Regions from separate parts of the Homo sapiens genome. Here regions 1 and 3 are each linked to region 2. A link is an interaction called in ENCODE POLR2A ChIA-PET data of the cell type or tissue named here. Cell type or tissue: PC-9. All regions are shown on one strand. Links, peaks and the distances in the headings refer to the core of each region. The heading gives the core; the rest is flanking DNA.

What was found. Peaks named below come from ENCODE experiments on the same cell type or tissue, not always from the same donor. Only the 100,000 strongest peaks of a DNase experiment are listed, where the experiment ranks them.
Region 1: POLR2A ChIA-PET joins it to region 2 with 12 read pairs; 2 of 35 experiments call an interaction of 5 or more read pairs at or near these places.
Region 3: POLR2A ChIA-PET joins it to region 2 with 14 read pairs; 7 of 35 experiments call an interaction of 5 or more read pairs at or near these places.

The regions. Positions count from the first base shown.
Region 1 is chr2:234,906,870-234,912,233 of GRCh38, forward strand. It overlaps LOC105373937 (a long non-coding RNA gene), which reads left to right. Exons shown (of 4, transcript XR_924000.3): 2 at 1,737-1,867. Among named protein-coding and RNA genes, the nearest start is that of SH3BP4, 42 kb to the right of the region's middle. In PC-9, for the core only: no CTCF peak of the experiment used is centred there; a DNase peak (open chromatin) is centred at 4,592.
Region 2 is chr2:234,970,148-234,975,511 of GRCh38, forward strand. The region is part of intron 1 of SH3BP4 (SH3 domain binding protein 4); the gene reads left to right. Among named protein-coding and RNA genes, the nearest start is that of SH3BP4, 21 kb to the left of the region's middle. RefSeq lists enhancers at 3,990-4,557, 4,558-5,125, 5,126-5,364. In PC-9, for the core only: no CTCF peak of the experiment used is centred there; a DNase peak (open chromatin) is centred at 444; H3K4me3 peaks cover 666 bases; H3K27ac peaks cover 1,535 bases.
Region 3 is chr2:235,028,324-235,033,687 of GRCh38, forward strand. The region is part of intron 2 of SH3BP4 (SH3 domain binding protein 4); the gene reads left to right. Among named protein-coding and RNA genes, the nearest start is that of SH3BP4, 79 kb to the left of the region's middle. RefSeq lists an enhancer at 2,837-3,465. In PC-9, for the core only: no CTCF peak of the experiment used is centred there; no DNase peak of the experiment used is centred there; H3K4me3 peaks cover 822 bases; H3K27ac peaks cover 967 bases.

The sequences.
Region 1 (5,364 bases), core at 58-5,057, 63 kb before region 2:
AAAGAAAACAACAGAAAGATTTGTATTAAATCAAGGCCAAATAGGGACTTCTAAGTACAACACAAAAGACACGCATGTCAACAGGAGAGTTTTGACCAGGGCAGCCAGACAGGGACAAGGCCAGCAACCTAGGGTGGAAACGGTAGCTCATATAACACGTGTGTAAGGATCTGAAATTATAAATCAAGCTAACAGATTGTTAAATTAAAGATGTTTTATCCTTCTCTATACTGTCATAAAACAAAAACATGAAATTCATAGAAAGCTATGCTTTTTAAGATTGGAAGTTAGCAAAATATCAAAGACTGCATGTCATAATGATTGTGTTGTGTTTGGGTATTCTGTTGCTGAGCCATCAATATGTGGGCAAGTCGTAAAACAAGCATAAATAACAAATAAAATGTTATATTTCATTCATACAAATTACTTTCGGGTTGGGTGCGGTGGCTCATGCCTGTAATCCCAGCACTTTGGGAGGCTGAGGTGGATGGATCACGAGGTCAGGAGATGGAGACCATCCTGGTTAACATGGTGAAATCCCGCCTCTACTAAAAATACAAAAAATTAGCTGGGTGTAGTGGCGCTTACCTGTAGTCCCGGCTACTCGGGAGGCTGAGGCAGGAGAATCGTTTGAACCTGGGAGGTGGAGGTTGCAGTGAGCCGAGCTGGCGACATTGCACTCCAGCCTGGATGACAGAGCAAGACTCTGTTTCAAAAAAAAAAAAAAATTATTTTCTTGCCTTCACTTCAGTAAAAATCACTACATTATTTTAAATTTTTTAACATAATTTATATATTCCATTGACTCTAACAATCCAAAGGATTATAAAGCAAAACTTAATGGCATTTTAAGTGTACAAAATTTGAATTTTCTTCTTCAAAAATATACATTGAATGAATATTAAAATCTAAAATTATTGTAAGAGAATGGCGTGAACCCGGGAGGCAGAGCTTGCAGTGAGCCAAGATCATGCCACCGCACTCCAGCCTGGGCAACAGAGCAAGACTCTGTCAAAAAAAAAAAAAATCTAAAATTATTTTAATTAGTTTTTGAAAAATATTTTTCTTCTAAAATATCTGTGATAACTTATTACAATTAAAAGGCAAAGTTTTAATTAGTGGCTATCAGAATTTTCAATCAAAATTTTTTGTGCAAAGATAAAATTTTAAATTTATTTTTGTTAATTAAATCTTACTAAATAATAAAAATGATACTATTTCCAATCCTAGCAATCACAGTCCTTGTTGCCAATATGAAGAAAGGGAATCTCATGCTTCACACCTGTTGTGTTTAGATATATATGTGTACAAAATACTATATATATAGAAATGGTATTAATCTTTTTTTTTTTTTTAGATGTAATTTAGCTCTTGTCACCCAGGCTGCAGTGCAGTTGTGTGACCTTGGCTCACTGCAACCTCCACCTACCAGGTTCAAGCAATTCTTCCACCTTGGCCTGCCCAGTAGCTGGGATTACAAGCGTGTGCCACCATGCCGGGCTAATTTTTGTATTTTTAGTGGAGAAGGGGTTTCGCCATGTTTGCCAGGCTGGTCTCAAACTCCTGACCTCAGGTGATCCACCAGCCTTGGCCTCCCAAAGTTCTGGGATTACAGGCTTGACACCGCACCTGGCCATGGTATAAATCTTATAGAGAGAATAATGTATGTGTGTATATATAAAATATTGTTTGTACAGAAATTATTTTAATCCTTATAAATATTCCTATCTAAAAAGATCTCCGGATTCAAGAATTTGAATCCAGGCAAAGAAGCAAGAAAACAGACATGCAACCCAACCAAGAGATTGTGCTTGAGCATGCAAGAACTGATTGAACGCGTACCTGCCATGAGACAGGGATTGACCAGGTAATCAATGTCTTTCTTCTCATCGAAGCACCTCTGTCTCCCGGTTCTCCACCCCAGAGCCACGTACCCCTTTAGCCTCGGCCGCAGCACAGCATATACACTGCCCTAGTGTTGGGACATGATCACCTTTTGTTTTGAGGATGTCGAGCAAGAGGTGAGGATTTTTTTTCCAGGAAGCCAAATAGTTTCAGTCACAACAGTTGTTGTTTAGGATACAGATCCCACTGTACCAGGGCCAGGCACACCCAATCCCCAAGTGAGCATTGGCTTTGACAACATTCAAAAATCACTTATTTATAAAGCAAACAAAACAAAACAAAAATTCCATGAATAAAATTTAAAAGCAAAAATACATCTGCAACAGACATGACAAACCAAAGATTCAAACCATAGTGCCACTACTGTGTGAAAACAAAACAAAACAAAACAAAAACAAAAAAAAATAAGGTTTTTAGAATTATCCCTAAAGGAAAATTGAAAGATAATGACACCAAGCAACTGACAAAAGAAAAACGATAGATGGCCCCAAAAAAGTCATTCAAACTTATTAGTAGCACTTGGCTTCCAGGGAAAGGGCCTGGATGGATTTCCTGGCAGGTGGCAGGCCTAGTGTTTGCAAGTTTAGGAGAAACAGGAATGGGAGTCCATGAGGGAGGGGGATTGGGAGGAGAGCCAAGGCCCCGAAGATCCACTTTCAGGAAGCCATGTGGGGTCATCACCGTCGCTGTCACAGAGAGATCCAGGAGGTGATGGACTTGCAGATTCACCTTGGGAGTCAGGAGATGCAGGAAAAGAGAGGCTGTGCTTTGCTTTGGACGAGGGCATTTTGTTACGTGAGAGGAGGACAGAGGATAACTATTACCCCTGTTGCTCTGTGGGCCCATTTTGTGCCAACCTCTGTGCAGGGCACCTTCAGGGGCACTTGTCTGAAACCCGACAGTCTTTTTTCTCATTTGCCAGTGACCTCTGAAAGAGCTGACTCTGTAAAATGATGGCTTTGCCAAATGCAGATTCCATGATCATTCAATAATCAGGGATTTGAAGCTGTTTTAAGTAACCATTTCTTCTACTAGCACAAAAATTAAAATCACCAGCTTTTGCTTAGATGTATTAAACTGGATGTCTAAAACATCATTTCTTCTTTCATAAAATACATAGCTAAAAATTTTCTGTTACCATGATTAACAAACTAGCAGTAAGCATTTAACTAGAAGTTCAGGACCAATGGCCAGTGAGGCTAAAATTAACTTGTTTTTATTTGCCATTAACTGTGCGAAACATCTTTCTATTTAACAATAGACTTCATAAGTCATTATTGGGAGTAAATATGACAAGAGCCAAGCCTTGGAAGCCACCCAAGGCTGCGGTAGGCTTGCCACCATATTGTAGGTTTATGTATTAAATGATAGAAGCCCAGATACAAGTTATAACACTTCTCTAATCCATCCTTTCCATAGCCACGTTCTCATTAGAATACTATGCTAAAGTAAGTGGCACTAATTTTATTCTAGATTTAACTAAACTGAAATAATTGCAATGCTCCATTTTTTTTTTAATAAAGAGACTATTCTCCATCAATCCAGTGGATTCTTGCACTCTGCTACTCTCCTGGGTCTCCCACCCATGAATAACCATCTACTTCCTGGATGAGCTCACCCAAGGTGTTAACCACCAGCTGCCTTGAAGAGTTTCTCCAAAGCATAATTTCTGCATCTGAAAATGTATCTGATTTTGCTAAATAAGCACTATCTAAAAGCACCAGGAAGAGTGCAAATTTGTATCCTTCTTGAGTCTGGAATAGCAGCCCCTGGAGAGACTTGATTCTAAAATACCTCAGGGGACACCTAACTCCTGCCAAGGTCATTGTCCTCTGCCTCCTGTGAGCTTCACAGATAGAGTGTCAGCGTCCTTTGGCCGTTCTAAGACATGCAGACACTAAGGCCTTAGGAAAGCCAACTTTCATCTGTTTCTTGATCTTCTCTAACGACCCATCCCAAGGTTTTGTCGCTAATATCATTGTTGCCGTTTTGCACTGTGCTTTCTGCCACTGAACTAGAATGACCAAAGCATTTTCATGAAAAAGTTGACACAGTATACATAGCCAGACCACTAATACACCTGGATAAACCAATAACTTTAAATTTATAAATTTTATTAAAATTTTATTTGAAAACAACCAGGAGATGCTGCTTCACCTTGGGTCACCCTGCTGGTGCTCATGCATGGCTGTACTTACACAGTTAGTCTAAATTCACACCATACCTAACACTTCCATGTTCTAAGGGTTAAAGATAATAAACCTAAGCATGCTGGGACATAGTCGGTGCTTGCCAAGTGTCTGTTTAGTGTTAATTATTGTGTTCACCTAGACTATTTGGGGTTTTTCATTTGTTTGTTTGTTTTTTATTACCAAGTCTCGCTCTGTCGCCCAGGCTGGAGTGCAGTGGCACGATGTCGGCCTCCCTAGTAGCTGGGATTACAGGTGCGTGCCACCACCCCCAGCTAATTTGTGTATTTTTAGTAGAGATGGGGTTTCATCACATTGGCCAGGCTGGTCTTGAACTCCTGACAAGTGATCCACCTGCCTCAGCCTCCCTAAGTGCTGGGATTACAGGCGTGAGCCACTGTGCCTAGCCAACCACTTGGTTTTTATGATGCTGTCTGAAGCAGAATACATTTGTGAGCTCTTAAAATGCTAACTGATCTTCCACATTATCCCATGACTCACTCCCAGCCTCAGGCTTCTGGCAGGAAGGGCCGGTTTGGCTGGAGAGAGGACTTGGCTTTGGCACTAGACTCTGCACTGGGGCAAGGCAGATGCTGGGGGAACTTACAGAGATGCTGAGTCCAGTGGGAGCCCCCATGTTCAAGGGATGCACAAAAACACCCAGACATGGCTCAGGAATTCCAAGGCCAGATGGTGCAGGGGGCACTGATGTGGGACGGAAATGGTCAGACATCAGGCAGGAAGTTAACACTGGTCTGGGTGGAGGGAGGACAGCACAGAGATTTGTTAGATTTGGGTCCCTGGGATGGAGACACCAAGCCCCAGTGAGACAGGGCCACTGGACCCATTGCAGGGATGGAAACAAGGACAAAGGCCAAGGTCTAGGCAGAATTACCTGTACCTGCTCAAAGGCTCAGAAACAAGAGGAGATTTATTTCTAATGAACCACCTAGTCAGAGTTGGGCTGGTTGCAGAGGGGAAACCTTGCCAAGCCTTTCGGGGTTGGGCTGGTTTAAGCATTTGTCCAAGAAGGAAGGGGAGAAATAAATGTCCTTGTGGCCCCACCTAAAGGAAGAAGAGGGCCTTTAAGGCTGGGCTACATTTGAGGTGAGAACTGACATAGAGAATTACCATTAAGGCCAGGTGCAGTGACTTACCTCTGTAATCCTAGCACTCTGGGAGGCCGAGGTGGGCAGATCACGAGGTCAGGAGTTCGAGACCAGCCTGACTAACATGGTGAAACACTATCTCTACTAAAAATACAAAAATT
Region 2 (5,364 bases), core at 171-5,170:
CACTCACACTCCCCCTTTGTTTCTAGAGCGCTTCTGCTTTAGTTGTAGCCGTATTGGTCAGAACTCAAAACATTTGGGAACGCTGATGCCGAAGGACTGGCCGGATGGAATCTTAAATGTAGAGAAGCCTTAACCCCTCTGTAAACCTTGGCGGGACTTCTCCTTTGTGCATCAGAATCAACTGTGAAGGTTAAAGATACTGCTCAGGTCCTTCCCCTAGAGATTCCATTGGCCTGGAACTGGGACCTCTGGCTTTTTAATTTTAAAAGCATCCTAGGTGACTCGATAGGCCCAACTGGGATTGAAAATGAGCAGTTTAGACAGTTACCTCCTTTGGAATACGTGTCTTGAGTGGTATCATTTCTGAGATCATGGTTTTACAAAACTTCGGGTGTGCATAACTCTTTTTATTGTAGGAATAATAAAAGCCTTTGTAGTCATTCCAAACATTACAGACACATAGAAAGTGAACAGTGAGTCACCCTCCTTTCCTGGAGCGCCTTCCCTCGGGGCGCCCGCCTTGCATTCCGCCGCTAATTCCAGCTAATTGGGGTGCACTCTTCAGCTGACTTCTGTTGCGTAGGTTTCCATGTCTGTATTCCCAGATGGGATTTATGTGTCGTTTTCTTTTTTGTTTATTAGCGCTGGGGATCAGGATCACTTTTTGCCTCGTAAAAGCAATTGGAGAGAGGGTTGACTTTTTTTTTTTAACTGCGTTGGAATTGTTCTGTAGGTTATCACGCCCAGATTGAAAGAAGGTAGATGTGGGGATGGCTGCAGCGTGAGTTACCGGACACAAATTTCTTCAGAGACTACATGAAGACAACAAAATAGGCTACTCATTATGGCCTTCCCCCACTGCCTTTAAAAAAATTCTAAAATTGTGGTAAAAGACATAATATAAATGTTATCATCCTAACCATCTGGAGCATACAGTTCAGTTGCCTTAGTGTTGTACAGCAGAATCTTCACACCTTTTTCATCTTGCAGAATGAAAATTCTGTACCCGTTTCCTCCTCCCCCAGCTCTTGGCACCCACCATTCCACTTTCTGTTGCTATGAATTTGATTACTACAGGTACCTCACGTAGGTGGAATCATACAATATTTGTCTTTTTGTGATTGGCATATTTCACTTAGCATAGTGTCTTCAAGGTTCATCCATGCTGTGGCCTATCATGTTACAGTTGAAGGCTGCATAATATTCCATTATATGTATATGTTATATTTTATTTATCCATTCATCTGTCCATGGACATTTGAGTTGTACCTCGTGGCTATTGCGAATAATGCTGCTGTGAACCTGGGTGTGCAGATATCTCTTTGAGACCCTGCTCTCAGCTCTTTTGGGTATATTCCCAGAGGTGGAATTGCTGGATTATATGGTAATTCTATTTTTAATTTTTTGAGGCACTTCCATATTGTTTTCCTTAGCAGTCACTCCATTTGGCATTTCCGTCGACAGTGTACAAGGGTTCCGGTTCCTTCACATCCTCACCAGCGTTTGTTATTTTCTGGTTTTTTGACAGTAGCTGTCTCAGCAGGTGTGTGGTGGTCTCCCACAGTGTTTTTGATTTGCATCTCTCTGATGACTCATGATGTTGGCCAGCTTCCCTTCTTTAAACTGCATTTATTAACTTAAATTTTCTGTAAAGTTTTCCTTTTTCTTTTTTTCTTTTCTTTTTTTTTGAGACGGAGTCTTGCTCTGTCGCTAGGCTGGAGTGCAATGGCGTGATTTTGGCTCACTGCAACCTCTGCCTCCCAGGTTCAAGCGATTCTCCTGCCTCCGCCTCCAGAGTAGCTGAGACTACAGGCGTGTGCCACCATGCCCAGCTAATTTTTGTATTTTTAGTAGAGACGGGGTTTCACCATGTTGGCCAGGATGGTCTCCATCTCTTGACCTCATGATCCACCCGTCTCAGCCTCCCAAAGTGCTGGGATTACAGGTGTGAGCCACCGTGCCCGGCCTTTTTTTTTTTTGTTTTTTGTTTTTTTTTTGTTTTGAGACAGTGTCTCAATCTGTCGCCCAGGCTGGAGGGCAGTGGCGCCATCTTGGCTCACTGCAACCTCTGCCTCCTGGGTTCAAGTGATTCTCATGCCTCAGCCTCCTGAGTAGCTGGGATTATAGGCACGCACCACCATGCCCGGCTAATTTTTGTATTTTTTTAGTAGAGACAGGGCTTTACCATGTGGCCAGGTTGGTCTCGGACTCCTGACCTCAGGTAATCCACCTGCCTAGGCTTCCCAAAGTGCTGGGAAGCATGGTGGCTCATACCTGTAATCCCTTCAGTTTTTTTGTATTTTTTCTTTTTTTGGTAGAGATGGAGGAGGGAGGAGGGAAGCTGAGGCAGGAGGATCGCTTGAGCCCATCAGTCTGAGACCAGCATGGGCAACATAGTGAAACCCTGTCTCTACAAAAAAATACAAAAAATTAGCTGGGCATGGTGGCATGTACCTGTAGTCCCAGCTACTGGGAAGACTGAGGCAGGAGGATGGCTGAGCCCAGGAGGTCAAGCCTGCAGTGAGCTGTGATCATGCTGCTGCACTCCAGCCTGGGTACAGAGCAAGACCTTGTTAAAAAAAAATAAATAAAGCTCAAGTGAATTGTTTTAGATAGTGTGTGTTTTCTTTCATTGCACGTTTGCTTGGGGAGCTTATTTCTGAACAGACTGCAGAGAGAAGTTCCTTCCGTAAAAAGTGGGAACAAGCCTTTTTCCCGGCTTCACTCTTCCAAAGCCACCTTTACCTTTGCAGATTGTTGAGAGTGAATGTAGTTGAAGTAGGTTGTGTTGAAAAACACGTGCAGAACACAGACATCACCGCAGACCTGAGGGCTGAGACTCAAGCCTCCTGGTGACTCTAAAGTATGGCCAGCCATTGTCCTTTTGTCTGTTGGTGAGTTACATGTGTATCATAGAAGATGTAGAAAATAGAGCCTCGGAAAGAAATTAAAAATCACCCGACTTCCCTTAACTCCATTACTGTGAGCTAAATCACAGAGACATTCTTTTTAGATGGGGTCATTTGTGTTCATATCTGCACCCTGCTTCTTTCACTGGGTGGTTTCACTGGCAGTGCTGACGTCGCCCACACACCATCCACCTGTGAGCCATCCCTGGTGGGAGGTGGAAGGCCATCTTCCGGGGAAATTATTTTCAGTGCTGTTTCGTGACCCCTCGCTGATGGAACACAGTGGTTCACCTACCCCTGTGCCCTCCCGGTTTTAACATTTCCCTTCCAATCTTCCTTGCTAAGATTGGCATCTTTGCAGCATTTCTAAGCAGTATGTACAGCCTCACTTTGCAGAAGTCATTCCAGTGCTCTGTCCTGAAATCAAGTCATCGAGGATTTGTTGACCACCTCTTATGCAGGAGGCACCAGTCCCAAAGCAATTTGACTTTCTGAGGCAGTCGTATGCAATACGTACCCCCCTGAACAGACAGTACCTGCCCTTTCTCACTTAATTCAGCTGTAGGCTCCCAGAAGCCCTTCTGTGTAAAGCCTGGATTTTTTTTTTTTTTTAGGCACCGTCTTGCTCTGTTGCCCAGGCTGGAGTGGAGGGCACAAGGATGAGTGACTTCTGGGCTCAAGGGATCCTCCTGCCTCAGCCTCCTGAGTAGCTGGGCCCACAGGCGTGTGCTACCACACCCAGCTAAGTTTTACAACTGTTTTTGTAGAGAGTTTCCCTATGTTGCCCAGGCTAGTCTCAAACTCCTGGGGTCAAGGGATCCTCCTGCCTCAGCTTCCCAAAGTGCTGGGACTATAGATGTGAGCCACTGCACCTGGCCAAGCCTGGATTTTTGGGGGGCTGTGAGGCTGCACTGCCAACATGAGCCAGTCTCCAAGTGCTCCGGGTCTAGTAAGTCAACAGGGGAGGCTTTCAGAACTCAGCAGCTCCTCACTGGCTCTGGGAAAACTCATTTAGCGATTTGTGAAGGACCTGGCGCAGTGGCTCACCCCTGTAATCCCAGCACTTTGGGAGGCCGAGGCAGGTGGATCACCTGAGGTCAGGAGTTCGAGACCAGCCTGGCCAACGTGGTGAAGCCCCATCTCTAATAAAAATACAAAATTAGCCGGGCATGGTGGCGCACACCTGTAATCCCAACTACTCAGGAGGCTGAAGCAGGAGAATCACTTGAACCCGGGAGGCTGGGGTTGCAGTGAGCCAAGATCGCACTATTGCACTCCAGCCTGGGCAAAGAGCGAAACTCTGTCTAAAAAAAAATAAATAAATAAAAGAGAAAGAGAGATTTGTGAAGGTCATGAGTTCCAGCCCATTTCACTGCTCCATAAAATGCTACGTTGGTGAAATGGGCAGGATGAGTTGCTCTGTGGACAGGCAGCCCTGGAGCTAACAGGAGTATCCTGCATCCCACCACAGGATGTGCTGAGTCCACTTGGAAGCCCAGAAAAAGCTTCTGTGTTTAGCCCTTCAGTTTCTTGCCTTAGTGTTAGGCTGGCGCGGGCCTTCTGGTGCTCAGGGCCCCCGTTCCCTGGTCTCATTTTACACTAACAAGGGCTTCATGCAGCCCGCGGCCCAGGGCGTTCACAAGCTCTCTTAGTTCCGAAAAATCGAGGGGTTCCTTGCCAGCTTCTCTGGCTCCTGTCTGCCTCCTCTTTGTTCCCTGGCTGGTGTTGGGGTGCTTTCTGGACAAGGGTGAGGGGAGGGGAAGGAATCTGAGCCAGTCAGTGTGCCCACACTGGGGGTGCTGCAGGTCGCGTTTCACCCTGGCACGCCCTGCCTGCCCCGTTACGTGGCGATTTGTGATGGGGATCATAATAAAACTTAGCCTGATTAGAGGCATGTGGGAAGCATGCCCAGCACACGTCTCAGTCCCGTCCCTCGGAGCAGGCCAAGCTCGGGCGGCAGGCAGCTGCCTTGCAATTCTCGGAGTTTCAGGAACTGGACAGGGGAAGGTTGGCTTGCGATGTATTTCTCTGGGTTCGTTTGGTGCCGGGATTGAGTATTTCTGGTGAGACAGTTGTTGGAGAGCTCCTGGGGAGACAGGCATTTTGTGGTTGGTTGCATTGTTATCCCACAGGGAATTGGTTTCTTGCCTCCAGGAAATGGCAGTAACATCGGGGACAGCAGCAGTTGCAGGACGACAGACGTGTCACTGAGGGTGCAGGGTGCTATGGCTGGAGCTGCTGCTGTTCTCCCTATCACTCGTGGGGAAGCCAGGCCTGGCGAGGTGCAGGCACTTGCTGAGGTCACGGCGGCCAGACTGGAGCCCAGAACTCTGTCTGCACCTAAGCACAGTGTCCCTTACCTCCAGCATCTGAGTCCCATCGTCTAATGTGGCTTTAACCTCAGGATCGGGCCTAATTCTAGAATCCTACCTGCAAGACAAGCACTGTAAGTGGC
Region 3 (5,364 bases), core at 76-5,075, 58 kb after region 2:
GCTGAGTAGACGGTGGTCAAGCTTGTTGGGCTGTCCAGGTAAACCCGAGGTGCCCACCAAGGGAACCTGTTGGTGTTTTGAGAATGTGTGGCTTAGGTTTCAGGAACAGAGTAGAATTCCTAAATTCAGTCTCCTGAGTATAATCCTATCACATCAGCCATTTGGCTCCCTTAAAGATTATCCCAGAGATACCTACCGAGTTACCTCTGAAACAGTCATCTTTGTTGAAACCGAATTCGTTCATTCATTCGGGTTTGAGAGCCAACCATGCACATGACAGGAGCAGAAAAAGACAAACAGATGGTCTTATGTCCTGGGAATGCTCAGATTCTCATGGAGAAATTGGGCCAGGGACAAGTCTGTGCATGGTGTGTCTAGCGGTGGTAAAGGGCAGAGAAAGAGGATGGGGTGAGGGCCGGTTGTGTTGACATTTGAGCAAAGACCTGAATGAAGTGAGGGGATGAGAGCATCTCGTGTCTAGGCTGGGGCCTTCTGGGCTGAGAGCACTGCATGTGCAAAGGCCCCGTGGTGGGAGGGGCTTGGTACCTGGGGAACTTCATGGAGACCAGAAGAGTCAAGTGGAGGAAGGCAGAGAACAGCAGGAAATGGGACAGGGGCTGATGATGTTGGGCTTCTAGGGCACTGGAAGCTGCTGATGAGAGCCCAGGAGCCTTTGGAGGGTTTCAAACAGAGTCTGGAGGGTGTCTGACTGACTTTTCAAAATGTTCCGGCTGCTAATTGAGGGGTGGACTCCAGGCCGCAGGCAGGCCTGCTGGAGAGGAGCTGATGACTGTAATTGCATCGAGAGATGACGGTGGTGTGGATGTGCTGGGGAGAGGTCAGCCAGAGGTTGTGTTCTGCAGGTGGAGCCACCAGGAGTGCATGAGAGAGGGACGGGGCAGGGAAGACGGAGAGGGATGCTGGGCTTCTTGGATGGCTGGATGGAGCTGCCGTGCATGGCTGAGATGGGTGAGGCCAGGGGCAGGGGTTTGGGGCAAGCTCCAGAGTTGGCTTTGGATCCAGGAAATTCAAGATGCACCTTAGGTACTGAAGGGAGCGCTTGGTGGGCAGGTGGGTGTCTGAGTCTGAGGTTCAGGAACCACTTGTTAAAAGAATGGGAATGCAGCCATGTCCACCTGTGCTTTGAGGGGGCTCAGGCTGCCTGGGCATTTGAGTTGGTGGCTCCTTAGCAGTTTTCCTAGCCAAGGGGAGATAGCCACACCCACAAACACACCATTCTCTCTCATGGCACGTGCCTGGGAAGGTAGCTAATGTATGTTTCCTAATATTTTCTAATCTTAAAAATGTTTTATTGTGCACATTTTCATACAAGTACATAATTTTAGGAAAGATAGCATAATGAACCTTCGGGAGCTCATTATAAAGTCAATCACAGCATTGTGCCTTTTACTCCTTTTCTAATAAAGCAAGGACCAGTTCACGGGTGCGGCACTCGGGATGGGCGAGTCGGATCTGAGGCTCTGGGCCGTGGGCTCTGGGCTACCTGTGCTCCACAGTCCATGCACTGATGGGTCACTCTAGGACCTCACAGGGCTGGGAATCAGCGGAGCTAAGAGATGAGGAGAGAGAAGATGGGCTTCCTGGAAGCTTGGGTGAGGTTGAAGGAACAATGCAGAGGTGGACGGTGTTGGGCCAGCTGGAGACACAGCAAGTTCCAGCGAATGTGGCCAGTGATTGATTGAAGGGTTGAGATCGGCAATATGTAACCCTGGAGGTACAGGTGGAGACTGAGTAGTGGGGGTCTTTTCATCTCAGGCCAGGGGAGAGCAGACTGATTTTTTTAAAAGCGGTGAGCACTGTCCAGAAGTGTTGTAGCAGGGCAGCAGCATGGCTTTGAGAAAATCAAGGGCTCACCAGAGGTGGATGGTGAGGAGCTTGAGGAGCTCCAGGGGCCCAGCAGCCACTGGCAGCGAAGGCCTGAGCAACTCTGGGCGTGGGAAGAAATAGTTAGCAAGACTGGGAGCAGAGAGTGTTTTGTCAGGCTCACATCTTGGCTGCGTTACCCTGGGCAAGTTGCTTTAGTGATCTCTCCAAGCCCGTTTTCATGGAATCTGTAAAGTGCAGCCAAGTCTGGTACCTGCTGCCTAGGGCCCTTGAGGACGCAGTGGGATGGTGCCTGGTGGAGCTATGAGCGCAGCCTGTGCTGTAAGGGGAGGACACATAACCGTCAGCGTCCACGTCTGTTGTTAGATGCCGTTAGAATCCATCGGGGGAAGTGGGTGATCCAGGGGAGATTGAGAGGTTATCACCCAGAGGTGGCCAGTGAGCGTGGCCACACCAGGCTGAGCTGGGAGGAGGAGGAGGGGTGGGAGGGGAGAGGATTCTGCTGTAGGAAAGAGGACAGAGCTGACATCCCAGTGAGGAGCACACAGGGCAGCCCTGGGATGCTGGCTGCATTCTCCATCCCGTGCCAGCCCCCTGTAGATGCAGTGGTGTCTGGAGGAGCAGAGCTTCCCTTTCAGCCCTCGGTGTGACTCCACCTGCTCAGGAAGGTTTTGGGAGTGGAGAGCCCTCTGCACTCAGTCCACACCAGGGCTGGCTGCCCTCTTTCTGTACTGTAAAAACGGCCCCAAGGGTGCGGACAGGGGGCACCTCTGTTACTCACCCCTGAATGTCTGGATGGGTGTTACAGCTACACTCAAGGATGGCCTCCCTCTGGCCCTGGGGAGGAAGCTGTCAGTCTGGGGATTTACAGAGCATTGAGGACCACAGGACACACGTCTCCCACCTGCTATGTGGAGGGGAGGGCTGCCTGTGAGTGAGCTCAGTGGTGCCCGTGGGAACATGATGGCTTCTGGGCCCTGGGAGTGGGACTTCCCTGCTTGGCTTCTCTCGGCCTGAAAAGGGGAGAGGGTGGCAGAGTCCACAGTTGTTGACTCGTCTTCCTTGAATGGTTTCCTCTATGGGGAGAGGACTGCAGATCTCTTTCTAGAACTGCAAACACTTTAGCTTTTTGTCTCATCACTGGTTCAGGGGAGTGGCCATACCCCATCATCAATAATAAACACACACACTGGTGCATCTCCAGAAAGCACGTGTGCAGTTCTGTGACTTCTTTCTTCTGCTCCCAGGGCGCTGGAGGCCATATGTCAGTAGTTTTCAAAGAAAACGACATTGCTGCTTCCATCTTGCCCTTTTCTACAGCCAGAGTTCTCCTCCTCAATCGGAAAGCTGCAGTGGCTTCCCAGGGTCTCCTGGACAAGACTGACCCTTCACCACCGCGTTCCGCCAGCTTACCTGGCCTCCCGCCTTTGCTGTGGGCTCCACCACAGCCCCTCCATCCCTCTAGCCCCTCCACACTTGCAGGGCCAGGTCTTCACTGTGCCCACCTGTTCTTAGGCCTTCCACAGGCCTCTGGGCCTCCTCCTTCTCACTGAACACTCACTGGCATCTCACCCTCTATGGGCAGCTCTCTGGGCCCCACTAGGTGGCCAGTCGTGCTCTCCAGGTAACAGTTCCTGTTACCGCCCTAGGCCCCACCAGGGCTGGCGATGCCCTGAGCAGCCTGCGTGGAGCCCCAGATGCCTGATGCCCATCTCTGCTGACAGCTTTGCAGAGCCAGGACATGCCTGGAAGCTTTTGGGAATGCCTCCCTCTTGTGCCCAGATGGACTTTTTGTTAACCCTCCATGAAATAATTCCTCCTGGCATGAATGTGAAACCAGGCAATGCTATAGTCATGAGGCGGCGCGGTGGCCGAGGTGGCCGAGGCAACCCTTTCCCTTCTGCAGGAGAGTTGTGGGCCCAGTGGGAAGAGCACACATTGGTGATTAACAGGAGTCTTCGTTTGGCCACTGTGACCCAGAGCCTCACCCGGCGCAGTCCTCGGAGTAGCTCTGGACTGGTGGGGGTGGGAGCACCCCAGTCCCTGACAGGATGGGCAGGTGGGCTCCAGTTGCCCTCACAGCTGACACCCCCTGATTTTTCCTCCTCCTCGGGTGCAGTCAGATGGAGACTCTCAGGCAGGAACTGTCACCGTCACACGTGAAAGGCCACATGGCAAGTACCAGTTGTGGGCTGGAGATTGTCCTGAAGCTCCTCCCCTCACCCACTCATGGGTCTCTTCATTTTCTTTCTGCATCGATTCTCTTCAGTAAATGATCCCGCATTTTTGTATGGGAAGGATTTTTACTCCTCACTCAGCCTATTGAAGTCAGGCTGCTCTGGAGGTGGCCATCACTGGGGTCTCCACAGTGGCCTCCAAGCAGCCCGGGGGCTTGCACACGTGGCCCTTGCATTTCGGGGCTGCCGGGCTGCCTGGCTGTGGTAGGGTGGTCTCTCACGTGGCGGCAAGACCCCTTCATCCAGCTCTACACGCAGGCTGTGCATTCAGAGCTACTTGGTCACTGCTTCTGGTAGGGGGCGAGGGTGCTGTGCCGTCAGCGCTGAGCCTCAGCGTGCCAGACCCCAGCAGAGGGGTGGAGTGTGGGGTGGAAGGAGGCCTCCTCCTGGCATGAGCACCGTCACTGCCAGCCAGGGAGTCTCGGTCCAGGGCGTCCGGGGTTCTCCCCAAGGCGTAGTTCTCAGGGGCCGGGAATAGGGAATAAGCACACAGACCTGACCGTCGTAACTTCATGGGGAAAGATGGAAACATCTGTGACCACCCAGTTTGGGGAGAACAGCTTCATTCCTTCCTGTGAATAACTGGCCTGGGTGAGTGCTGGCCTCCACTCTGCCCCTCCTTACACTGCTGGGTAGGAGAGACGGCGGGGCTGGGCTCAGGTAGGTGTTTTTTAAGGGAAGGGCCCCCAGCAGGGCAGCTCTGCCGCTCCCCAGAGAGGTGGCCACCATGCCCTCCTCTCCTGCCGCCTGCTGCATTCAAGCACCACAGCCCCGGTGGCCCAGCAAGGGAGGCTCATCTCTCACGGTTCCAGAGGCCGGAAGTCAAAAGTCAAGGCTCTGGCCAACTCTGTTCCTAGGAGGGCCCTCTTCCTGGCTTCATGTGTCCTCACGTGGTAGAGGGAGAGAGAACGGAAGCTCTCTGGTGTCTCAAATAAAGGCGCTGATCTGATCATGAGGACCCCACCTTCATGATCTCTTCTAACTCTAACTACTCCCCACTGCCCCACCTGCCAGTGCCATCACATTAGGGGACAGACCTTCAACATAGGAGTTTCGGGAAACACAGTTCAGTCCGTAACACATGCCTTCTCTCCAGACAGCGTTCAGGTGCAGAATGCAGCCTTCTGAGGCCTTGAGATGGAAAGGACGCCTCCCTTGAGCCACTATCCGCCGGTCACTGGGAGCTGGGATTGCAGCTTCTGATGCAGTGGTGACAGTGGCTGAGACTTGGCAGGGTTAAATATTGAACACAAGATGGTCCCTATAGCAGCATGTGGACACA